Linked DNA regions of Homo sapiens: region 1 is linked to region 2. The links are chromatin contacts, found by Hi-C or POLR2A ChIA-PET in ENCODE. All regions are on one chromosome and are shown on one strand. Each heading gives the region's core, a stretch centred on a gene start or an enhancer-like site at or near the end of the contact. The rest is flanking DNA. Distances are from core to core; before and after follow the strand shown. Region 1 holds the start of AK2 (adenylate kinase 2). Region 2 holds the start of ZSCAN20 (zinc finger and SCAN domain containing 20).

The links. Hi-C counts contacts between places; a loop is a spot of excess contacts on that map. ChIA-PET counts read pairs that join two places held with the same protein, here RNA polymerase II (POLR2A). Pooled maps may share reads with other maps.
Region 1: a loop to region 2 is called in a map of CD4-positive, alpha-beta T cell, with 15 times the contacts of the local background. The contact joins the promoter of AK2 here to the promoter of ZSCAN20 in region 2. A Hi-C loop is called at or near these places in 1 of 168 maps with a recorded cell type or tissue (CD4-positive, alpha-beta T cell), 3 of 37 single-sample maps with no recorded cell type and 7 of 50 pooled maps. POLR2A ChIA-PET finds 5 or more read pairs at or near these places in 1 of 52 experiments (activated T-cell).

What each region holds. Positions count from the first base shown.
Region 1 is chr1:33,033,242-33,039,261 of GRCh38, forward strand. It overlaps AK2 (adenylate kinase 2), which reads right to left and starts at 3,642. Exons shown (of 6, transcript NM_001625.4): 1 at 3,495-3,642. The coding sequence starts at 3,587. RefSeq lists an enhancer at 3,461-3,620.
Region 2 is chr1:33,470,623-33,476,394 of GRCh38, forward strand. ZSCAN20 (zinc finger and SCAN domain containing 20) reads left to right here and starts at 2,023. Exons shown (of 8, transcript NM_001377376.1): 1 at 2,023-2,069. RefSeq lists a silencer at 1-280.

The DNA of each region.
Region 1 (6,020 bases), core at 2,392-4,891, 440 kb before region 2:
AAAAGAAAGGATGGGCACAGTGGCACATGCCTGTAGTCCCAGCTACTTGGGTGGCTGAGGGAGGAGCCCGGTAGTTCAAGACCAGCCTGAGCAACATGGCAGGACCCCCATCTTTAAAACACTAGAAAAGTTAGCCAGGCATGGTGGCATGCACCTGTAATCCCAGCTATTCAGGAAGCTGAGGTGGGAGGACTGAGGCTGCCGTGAGCTATGATTGGGCTACTACACTCCAGCTTGGGCAACTGAGCAAGACTTTGTCTGTAAAAAAATAAATAAATAAAAGAAACTTAAAATTATCACATTGGTAACACAAAAGAAAATTTGAATAAAAATTGTTGATTTTTTAAAGGATATTATGCTTATGTTTTTAAAAATTATCTTTTAGCAATACATACTAATATTATTTACAAATGAAATGTTATGATGCCTGGGAGGTGCTTTATAATAATTTGTGAAGGGAGAATGGCTAGAGGAGCGAAGGCCACCAGTTAATGGTTGGGGCTGGGTAAGGGCTCATTATGCCATCCTGTCTTCTTTTGTGTATTCAAAATTCTTCATAATAAAAAGTTAAGGTGTATGAGATGTCTCTGCAGGCTAAATGTTATTGTAGGCTACCATTTGTAAAGTCTGATTTAAGATCTTTTTTTTTTGAGACAAAGTCTCACTCTGTTGCCCAGGCTGGGGCGCAATGGTGAGATCCCAGCTCACTACAAACTCTGCCTCCAAGGCTCAAGTGATCCTCCCACCTCAGCCTCCTGAATAGCTGGGACTACAGGCACACACCACCATGCCTGGCTAATTTTTGCATTTTTTTGTAGAGATGGGGTTTCGCCATGTTGCCCAGGCTTGAACTTTTTTTTAAACTCCACAAAAATACATACAATCACCAGTATTCCTATTGTTACAACTCTGGAAAGTGTACAGAGGTTAAATGACTTGTGTAAATCTTATCCTTTCAACTCCCAGCTCTAATCACATCTCCTCTATTTCTACAAAGCCTTCTCTGACCAACTCTCATCTTCATGCACCCTTATCAATCAACTCATTAGTATAATGTTCTTCTAAACTTCCTGAATAAATCATGTCTTACACTGAAACATCCAAGTTGAAGGAGGGGAAGGGAGATGTGTTACTAAGATAAAAGGGAGTCAAAATTTATTGAGTACCTACTATATAGCAGGCTGTCATCTAGGTTGTGGGTGCTTGATACACACACACACACACACACACACACACACACACACACATATATCATAATTTTCCAGTATCATTGTGAATGTTTAGTTGATGAGGGCAAGAACTTTATCAGTCTTGCCCAATGCTTTATATCCCCAATGTTAGGTGCTCATGAAATGCTGAATGAGCAAGGTAGGTATTATCCCCATTTTTCAGGTAAGAACACTGAGGCTCGGAAGTTACATAGCTAGCTAAATTATAAAACCCTTGTCCCAGTACTATACTAGTATAGGTTGTCCATTCCATAATTACTGAAATTATTAACTTCAATATGAGTTAAGAAAAAAATCTCAGGGCATAGTGGCTTGTGCCTATAATCCCTGCACTTTGGGAGGTCAAGGCAGGATGATCGCCTGTGTCCAGGAGTTCAATACCAGCCTGGGCAACATAGCAAGACCCTGTCTCTACAAAAAATTGTTTAAAAATTAGCTGGGCATGGTAGCATGTGCCTGTACTCCCAGCTACCTGGGAGGGTGAGGTGGGAGGATTGCTTGAGCTCACACCACTGCGCTCCAACCTGGGCAACAGAGTGAGACCCTGTCTCAAAAAAAAGAAAAAGAAAAAGAAAAACAATGAAGCATTTGAGCTACTGTTTATACTTGATCACTCACAGCAAAAGTCTGCAGAGTCTAAGATTAAACTTCCCTAAGCTGCAGATTACCCAATAAATGAGTGTGGCAGCAACAGGAAAGAGATGTCAACAACGCTGAGGATAAAGGATAAAGGGATCAGGTACAGGTAAGCTCCAAAGAAGAATCATCTCAGTCTGTGGAGAGAAAAGAAAGCTGTATTTTCTGACTTAGTGCCCAGGTCACAGGAATGAATGGAGTGTTCCAGAACTTCTTTCTTTATCACCCACATTAATCTGTGACATTCATCCACTTCCACTAACCCCATCAAGGGCCAAGTAATGTGCTAGGTGCCACAAGGGGTACCAAGAATGAGTAAGATGGTCTGTTTGCCAAGATTTTTAAAACTTGGCAAGTGCTAGGAAGAGAAAAGCGGGCACAGGGCAGTCCTCAGATTCCCTTTCATTTGGGAGCTCAGACTTCCCTCTTTGAAGCCTAACAACAGGCAAGAGCCAGAGGCTTAGGGCCCCAGGTGCAATGCCAGACCCCAAGCAAGAAGGGGACATCAATAATCCAACCTGCGGGCTTCCAAATCCGAAATGAGATCATCGATCCCAACCCTAATCTATGGCCCCATTATGTCCCAGATCTAGAAGGGGCCCAGATCCCAAGTGAGGCCCCTGTTGCCTGCTAGGGCAGATGGTAACTTCAGACTCTAACTCCATGGTTCCTGAGGTCTCAGGCTCATGAAACTCATTTCACTAATTTGGGAAAGCCACCTGACCTTTCTGGGCCTGTTTTTTAACCTGTTGATTGATAAAGTTAAAATTTCAAGTTCCCTATAAACAACAACAAAATAAAAAAAGGAAAAAATAAATAAAAACCAAAGGGAAGGAAGATACAAACAAACAAAAATAATAAAAACAAAATAAAAAAAAATTCAAGTTCCTTTTCATCTAAAATCATTTGCGTCATCCCAAGCTGCTTAGCCTTCAGTAGCCTCAGGTCCTAACTCCAAGCCAGGTCCCATGAGCACTCCCAACCCTTATTGTGGACACTACTCAAAGGTTGCGACTCATGGGTCTCCAGGCTATAAACCAGTTCTACACATTCACCCCCAACTTTCAAACAGGGAGAGCCTTAGGTTTCCTCCCATCTCAATTCAACTGGCTCACACAGCACATGTCACCTCTCACTCTGCCCCACGTGTTGGAGATGCTTCTCCTCCCCTCCCCCTAAGTCATAAATCATTATCAAAATCTCCCGACCTCCAGTGCCTGGAATGTAACCCTGATTCTGGACAATTCACCTCCAACTCGCAGGTAACCTGGGCCATAAAGCTAATTGCCTCCATTCAGCCTGTAATCTAGATGCCTCGGCCCAGGGCTCACTCTACCCCTCAAACCTTTCCAGTCTCTAGACCCTTAGTGGAATTAATCAGCCCTCACATTCCCTAACCCAACACTTCAACACTGAATCCCTCGGGCACTCCAATCCTAACTCAGACTGCCCCGACCTCCAATTTGGACCCTCTCCGAAATGCCCCACCAGAACCGAGACCCCGGCCAGCGTTCCCCGCAGGCCTTAGTCCCCGGCCCGCTCCGGGCAGGTCCAGGGCTTCTAGATCTCCGGCCGCCTTGACCTTGGAGTTCAGCAGGCTCCGCCGCCAAGCCCAGTCCTGCCGCTCACCTGGGTCCCTTTACCGGCCCCGGGAGGCCCCAGCAGCACGGCCCGGATGCCTTTAGGATACTCGGGTTCTGCCGCTGGCACGCTGGGAGCCATGTCCGCCGAAGTCTCTCACTGCCACCAGTTCGCACGCCTCACAGGTCCAGTGCTTCCCAGGTCAACGCACGCACGCCACGCACGTCCCACTCGCCGCTCACACTGGCCCATAGCCGCGTCCGTCAGCCCGTTCCGCCCGCCCCTGAGCACGACGGACTCTTCACCTTACCAACTGCACGGCGATACTGAGGAACTTTGCTTTTGATTGGACAGAATTGGTGCGGGATAAGGAAGGGGCGGGCCAGCATGTACTAAGGGTGGCGGGTGTGCGGAGTGGGCGGGAAAACGCGAAGGAGGACAGGAGGTCAGGCCGGAAGGTATACTTCGGCATTTGACAGTTGACGACACCAGCAACAACATTGAAATCCTATTAAATTGCGCGTGGGAGTTTAAATGGGTAAAATCACTCTTAGAAGACAAATTAGTAATATGTTTCAAATACCCTTTGGTCCAGCAATTCCACTTCCACGAATTCAATGGATAAAATCAAGGATATGAGTAAAGATTCGTGTAACAAAGTTGTTAATTGCAACACTTAGCCCAAAAGCCCGAGAAAAACCATAAAATAAAGGCAATACTCCAAATGTCCAACAATAAGAGATTGGTTAAATAAATTGCAACCAATTTGTATCCTGGAATACCCCTGTTGTATAAGATAATTTAATCATGCGGGAAAATGTTAGCAAAGCGAGATACAAAATTGCAGTTACAACAAAATCCGAATTTTGGCCGGACGCGGTGGCTCACGCCTGTAATCCCCACACTTTGGGAGACCATGGCGAGCGGATTACCTGAGGTCAGAAGTTCGAGACCAGCCTGACCAACATGATGAAACCCCATCTCTACTGAAAATACAAAATTAGCTGGGAGTGGTGGCATATGCCTGTAATCCCAGCTACTTGGGAGGCTGAGGCAGGAGAACTGCTTGAACCCAGGAGGCGGAGGTTACAGTGAGCCAAGATTGAGCCATTACACTCCAGCCTGGGCAACAAGAGTGAAACTCCGTCCCACTCCCCCCCCAAAAAATCCCGATTTTGTTTATTACAAGTGTAGACCGCTGTGTAGTGTGATTAGAGGAGCACCTCTCCTTTGTATATTTTAATAGATTTTTTAAAGTTCTATGGTAAATTCTTAATAAGTTTAAAAACTTAAGTTTAAAACAAGTTTTACCTTTATATTAAGAAAAACGTTAACCTTTTAAAGTCAGGAAAAGATAGTTTTTCTCAAAAGAGATGACCCTCTTGGATAGGGAAATAATTTCTACAGCTTTTTGGTGTGTGAAAGTTTCATCCAGCTCCAAGGGCCTCTTTGGACCTTTAGTTAAGAGTGTGTAATGAAACGATTATGTTTCCCCACAGGCTCCTAACAACTCATTTTCTACATCTTGATGATGAATTTGCTATCCCTTCAGCTGTGGTCTCTTCTTTTTTTTTTTTTTTTTGAGACGTGGTCTCGCTCTGTTGCCCAGGCTGGAGTGCAGTGGCGCGATCTCGGCTCACTGCAAGCTCCACCTCCTGGGTTCACGCCATTCTCCTGCCTCAGCCTCCTGCGTAGCTGGGACTATAGGTGCCCACCACCACGCCTGGCTAATTTTTTTTATACTTTTAGTAGACACGGGATTTCACCGTGTTAGTCAGGATGGTCTTGATCTCCTGACCTCGTGATCCGCGCGCCTGGGCCTCCCAAAGTGCTGGGATTACAGGCGTGAGCCACTGTGCCCAGCCCAGCTGTGGTCTCTTCCTTACCACACAGAAGTCAACATTCATTTCTCATCGCCACGCTGGACTTTTACAGTGTACCTGCTTAATCTTGTTGGATACTCCCAATGACATTGAAGGAAGAAAGGATTGTTATGTCTATTATTCAGAATGGAAGCTGAGGCCTGAAGATACGTAGTGACCAAAGTCACACAGTAGCAGACTCACAATTAAGACTGAGGATGAGCCAGGTCCAGTGACTCACGCCTGTAATCCCAGCACTTTGAGAGCCTGAGGGGGGGGCAGATCACCTGAGGTCAGGAGTTCGAGACCAGCCTGGCCAACATGGCGAAACCCCGTCTCTACTAAAATTACAAAAAAATTAGCCCAGTGTGGTGGCGCATGCCTGTAATCCCAGCTATTAGGGAGGCTGAGGCAGGAGTATCGCTTGAACCCGGGAGGTGGAGGTTGCAGTGAGCTGAGATGGCACCACTACACTCCAGGCTGGGTGACAGAGCAAGACTCTGAAAACAAAAACAAAAACAACTGAGGATGACAAGCAGGTGCCCTAGAGATTACAGGGCTTATGGGCAGAGGGATGGGAAAACAAGCTGCAGGAAGCCTCTCTGTGGCCAAAATTCACTTCAGTCCAATAAGACCAGAGTTTATTGAAATTTTCTATGCACAGGGACCAGGCAAGGGGAGTAGGAGCAGCCTTCCCTTTCTACCATCAATC
Region 2 (5,772 bases), core at 773-3,272:
TAGAATAATTCGAGGCTGTATTGAGGGCGAGGCGCGCCCTCTTGTGTCCTAATGATGTCCTCTCCTCTCTCTGCACACTCGCCTCCCTTCTTCCTCTTAGGGCAGATGATGCTGAAGTGGACACGTCCTTACCTGACCCTGCAAAGCTGCCTCTCCAGCTTCAGATCCTGACACTCTCTCAAATGTTTCCGGCTCCCTTGGCACCCCACACTGTTGCACTGTCCCTCCCCATCTCAAACCCTCCTACTTCCACATATGGTCTCTTCCTCATGCAGTGTAGGACCTTTGGAGTCACATGCCTAGGGGGTGACAAATCGCAGCCCTGGTTCTTATTGGCTCTGTGATCTTGAGTAGGTCACTTCGTTTCTCTAAGTCTCATTCCCTCTTTGTAAAGTGGAGCAAACAATACCAATCTCATAGGGCTACTGTGAGACTTCAACACCAAGGAGTATTTACGGGTTGTTATTATGTTTACTGAGTAAAATCACATGAGTTATTACTACAAATAAGTTGGAACATGTTTCACAGAGAAGGAATTTAAACTGGGTCGTTAAAGCTAAGAATTCTCCTATTTTAACACTAGCCAACATGCATTGAGCTCTTACCAGATGCTAGGTATTGTCAATTTTCCCTAAGCCGCATAACCATTGGTAATAATAATAATAGCTAATGATTATGTATATTATTGTATTTTCTATTTTTTAAAATAGAGACGAGGTCTCACTTCGCTGCCCAGGCTGGTCTCAAACTCCTGGACTAAAGCGATCCTTCCGTCTCAGCCTCCCAGAGGGCTGGGATTACAGGCATGAGCCTCCGTGCCTGGACTAGCTAATGATTATTAAACACTTTCTGTGTGTCAGACATGTGTCACGCTCTTTACATACCTTCTCCCATTTATTCCTCTCAACAACTGTCTCAGGAAGAGGCAAGTATTATCATTCCCATTTTACAGCTGGGAAAATGCAGGCATAAAGAAGCTAAGTAATTTGCCCAAGGTTTCACAACGCGGGTGGTATGACCTGCATCCTTCATTTGAAAGTAAGAACTTTCAGACACAAGCAGCTTGACTTCAGAGACTTTTACCTAAATAGTCTCATTTAACCTTCATAACACCCTGTGATGTAAGTTCTCTTACATTACTTGCATTTTATAGATGAAAATTCCAAAGACAAAATAGATGGCAGTAATTTGTTCAAGGCCACACAGCTGCGAAGTAGTTGAGTTGGGATTTGGATCCATGTCTGACTACAAAGCCCCCATTCTCAACACCACATTAGATTGTTCATGCCCCAAAGTATTCACAGTGGTACAGAGCACCCGCATTTATATGAGGATTATTTTGTAATAATGATTAACATTCTTCCAACACCTAGGAAGTGCCAAGCTCTGTACTAACTGATTTACATAATAATAGCTAACAATCGCTGTGCATTATTAGGAGCCAGGCCCTGAGCTAATCGTTTTAGGTGTATTATCTCATTGAAAGTTCACAAAACTCTGTGACATGGATGCCATTACTACCCTCATTTTATGGTTGAAGAGAACGAGGTTCAGAATTCTTCCAAAGTCACACAGCTTAGCTGTAAGCTGGAAATTAAAGCTACAACTGTCCAGTTCTCTCCTGCCTATCGGGCTGGTCACCTCTAGTCATTCTCTCTTCTTATTTCTTATTGTGTCTGCTTTGATCTTTCAGGGTCTGAGGCTCTCACTTCGACCCCTCAGTAGAACTGGGCCCCCTTCTGCTCGAGTGCCCTCCCATTGGGCGGTGCTGTTATCCGGAAGCCTATGGAAAAGGCCAGGATCGCAACAGGTCCCGCCCCCATGTGTCGCGCCCGTTCCGATTTGTTCCAGTGCCAGGGTCCGTTAGAAGATGACATATCTATTGGCTGAAGACGTCTGAAAGGCAGCAAACGGAGGGGGCCGCCCCCGGCGCTCGCGCGGTTCCTTCTGGGAATTGTGGTCTCAGACGTTCCATTCCCAGGGTGGCGCCGCTCGGACTCCGCGTCCCAGCATTCCCCGCACGAGCCCGGGAGCACTTCCGCCCTGTTGTGAAGTGGGTGTCTCGGTGGGTGAGTCCGGGTGGCGGGGCGGGGGCAGCTGAGACGCAGGCTCTGGGCTGGAGACTTAGGAGGTGGTGGTGACACAGGGGGCTGGGGAAGGTGAGAGGGGAGAAAGAAGCTTATATGTGGGGGTGGAGGGTGAGGGACGGTCAAAGGATGTAGAGGCCGGAGATGGGAAGGGTCATACAGGGGTCGGGGATGAGGAGGCGATAGAGGGCCCTGGGAATGAGGAGGGCCTTAGAAGGGTCTGAAGGTGAGGGGGTTGAGGGAGGTTTTGGAGGTGGGAGAGTCATAGAAAGGTCTGGAGACCACAGAGGAAAGGATAGAGGGTCTGGGGCCCTGGCAAGAAGTGAAGAGGGCCTGAGCTTGAAGCCCGACCTTAAAAATAGTGTTTCAATCTCTACCTTCCCATCTAGAACAAGCATATCTAATTTGTTACCTCCCTAATGATTGTTACCTCTGGAACCCAGTGGATGGGACTGGCTATTGTGTTCTGCCCCAAACCTGCACTTCTTTCCTTATGTCTTATGGAAGTCAGTGGCACGATCATCCCATTTACCTACCTACCTACCTACTTACCCACTGATTCCTCTTGCATTCTTCCACGTCCAAGGATCTTCCGATCTTTAATTTCTTTAATATCTTTTCAGTCGGCCTCTTTCTTGTAGGGTTTTCGCAGAAGCCTTTTCAGTTTCCCAGCATGAACACACACATTGCACCTAGTGTGATCTGTTTCACCTACAAATCTGATTATGCCTTCTGCTTGAAAACTTTCATTGGCACCCAGCACCTGTAAAGTCCAAACACCTTGTCCTTCATAAACTCCTTTTGCAGCCTAATCTTCATGCACCTCACACTCCAGGGCTGTCAAGGTTTTCCTCGTTTCCTGGGTAGGCCATTTGGTTTTCCATCATTATATATGCTGTTCTCTCAGCTTAGAATATTCTCTCCTTGCCCTTCACCTTCTTTGCCAAGAGAACTTCTTTAACTTAAAAAAATTTCAACTCTTACTTTGCTCAATTCCCTTAAGCAAATTAAGTCACCCCCAACCCTCAGCTCCCATAACTTCTCCTATTACCACATTTGATCATAATTATCTGTGAAGTGTGTGTCTCTTCCATTAGACTGTGAACATCTCCAGGACAGGAACAGTGTCTCAATCACCTCTGTTTCCCCATTGCCCAGTCTAGAGCAGTAAACACTTGATGTAAAGCAGTAAATACTTGATGTATGTATGTGTGAATGAAGACCATGCAGGGTAAGCTTTGCTATACCAGCCTTGAAGACTTCTATTGCCAGTGGATTTCCAGGGCAGGAGCTTTAGTCTTCCTCTGCCTGGCAAGGCTATCTGCTGGAAGCTGAAGCTGATTCATTGCCAATGGGAGTTTAAGCCAGGGGTGACAAATACATGGAATGTGTGCTGCCAGTGCCCCTTCCTGTGTCCCTGGCAGTCATGGCTAATTGGTTGGTTCTCAGCACATATTCACACTGTACTCAGAGCCCTCAGCACACTACTCTAGGCAGCCACTTCCAGTTGATTGAAGTTTCTGCTTTAAATGAAACCTATTTGCTCTCCCTGGCTTAAGCCCTTATGTGTGAGGTCAGGTCAGACTGCTTTAAGCCATAGCTTGGACTGTCAGCCAAATGGGCCTGACAGCCTTTAAGAGTTCCCAGTTTTTTCTCTTTGGAGGTCACAGACCAGTCTTGGCCTTTCCTGTGGAACTGGAGAGCATCTTCTCTTCCCTTTTCACTGAGTGGGCTCCTCATGACCACGTTCATACTTACTGCCCTAGGAGTCAAGATGCCCCTCAGCTTCCCTGTGTTTGTAAAGACATCTTGATTTTGATGGCAGTCAGCACTTATCCCTCATGACCTGGGAGGCTCTGTACTCTTTCTAGGTCTTTCTGGATATTGGAAGAGAGCTTTGAGATCACTTAGCTGAATCTAAGTGGCAAAGCGACAGCCCATGCTGAATGAAGTCCACCATCATGCTTTATTTAATCTCATAGTGTGTGAAAAAATTTTGAGTTGGTTACCAACATTTAAAAATCCAGAGTGCTAGTTTCTTTTGGAAAAATCAGCAGGCTTAGGAATATTCTGGGCATATGTTCCCCTGGCACTCTATAGTTGGCTGTAGTGCCCACCCAGTTCATTTCAGTCATTGACTCATTTACATTGCTAGGTCCTTATACCCATTTAAACTTGTAGCCACTGACTCTAGTCTCCCTTCTCCCTTGCTCTACCCCATCATACTAATTGGGGAACCTAGGGCAACTGCTGAGTAAGATCAGGCTGTAAGCTGCAGCCTAGCTAGGCAGCCACAGGGGCTACATAACTTGTCCAAAGTAACACAGCTGATTAGTGGCAGGAGTGGAACTAGAACCCCAGTCTGCTCACTCCTGCCTTAATGTTCTTTCCATTCTCCCGTACTGTCATCTTAAGAGTTTGGATGACTAGCACACATAGAGGAGGCTATAAGACATGGTTAAGAAAAATGATTGGAGAAAAGGGATCTCGGCTTAGACCCTAACTCTACCACTTGCTAGTTGTGTAACCTTAAGTGAATCTTCATAAACACTCAGTTTCCCTTTAGGTAATTGAGGATATAGTGCAGTCATACCTTATCAGATAATAATATTCTAAGGGTGAAAATCACTTTAGCCAAAAATCACAGTTAGTTTGAAAATCCTTTGGCAAGGAGCCGTTTCAGAAACTAACACGCTGCCTTTCAATAAATAAACTAATCAGCACAGCTGGGCTTTCTTGTTTGAACATTAGATGAGAATTCGCTTGTATTAGGGACTGTGCGGTATGAAAGACACTTTACTCACACTTAGTGGAAAGAGAGGCACGAGGGAATCAAGACCAACCTGGTGAATAGCGAAGTCCTAGGTGCCACCACCACATGCTTATTCTCGAACAGATAGTGAACGCAACTGGCTGCACTATTTAAATCATGCTCTTTCTCTCTTTCTTTTTTTTTTCTTCTTTTTCTGAGACAGAGTCGTGCTCTGTTGCCCAGGCTGGAGTGCAGTGGCACGATCTCAGCTCACTGCAACCTCCGCCTCCTGGGTTTAAGCAATTCTCCTGCCTCAGCCTCCCGAGTAGCTGGGATTACAGGTACGAGCCACCACGCTTGGCTATTTTTTTTTTTTTTTTGTATTTTTAGTAGAGACAGGGTTTCACCATGTTGGCCAGGCTGGTCTCGAACTCCTGACCTTGTGATCTCCCTGCCTCGGCCTCCCAAAGTGCTGGGATTACAGGCGTGAGCCACCGCGCCCGGCCCTCTTTCTCTCTTTCTGATCTTTGCAGTGGAAGTTACAGATCAGTGAAATGCAGCTCAACACCTAATGAGACTCCAGTTGCTGCCTGGAGGCTTCAGTGAGATTATGAATGTGGAACACAGCACTGTGCCTGGCACCTTGTGGGCACTCAGTAAAGGGGTACTCTTAGAAATTGCTGGTCCTAATGAGGCTCGATATTCCTGGTCATCTCGGAACTGAGGAATGCCCCGGTCCATTTTCCCTTGTTCACTTCTGTGTGAAGTCACCCGGCTGTTGGCCGACTCTGTTGGCCTCCCTCTCCCCACAATAGCCTGCTATCCATACTTCGGTCTAACTTCCTTAGAAAGTTACGGTTATGGTTCCTTAGAAAAAAAAGGTTATGGTGATATGTGGTCCCTGGGGCTTTCCGATTTCTATTTGAAACAAAC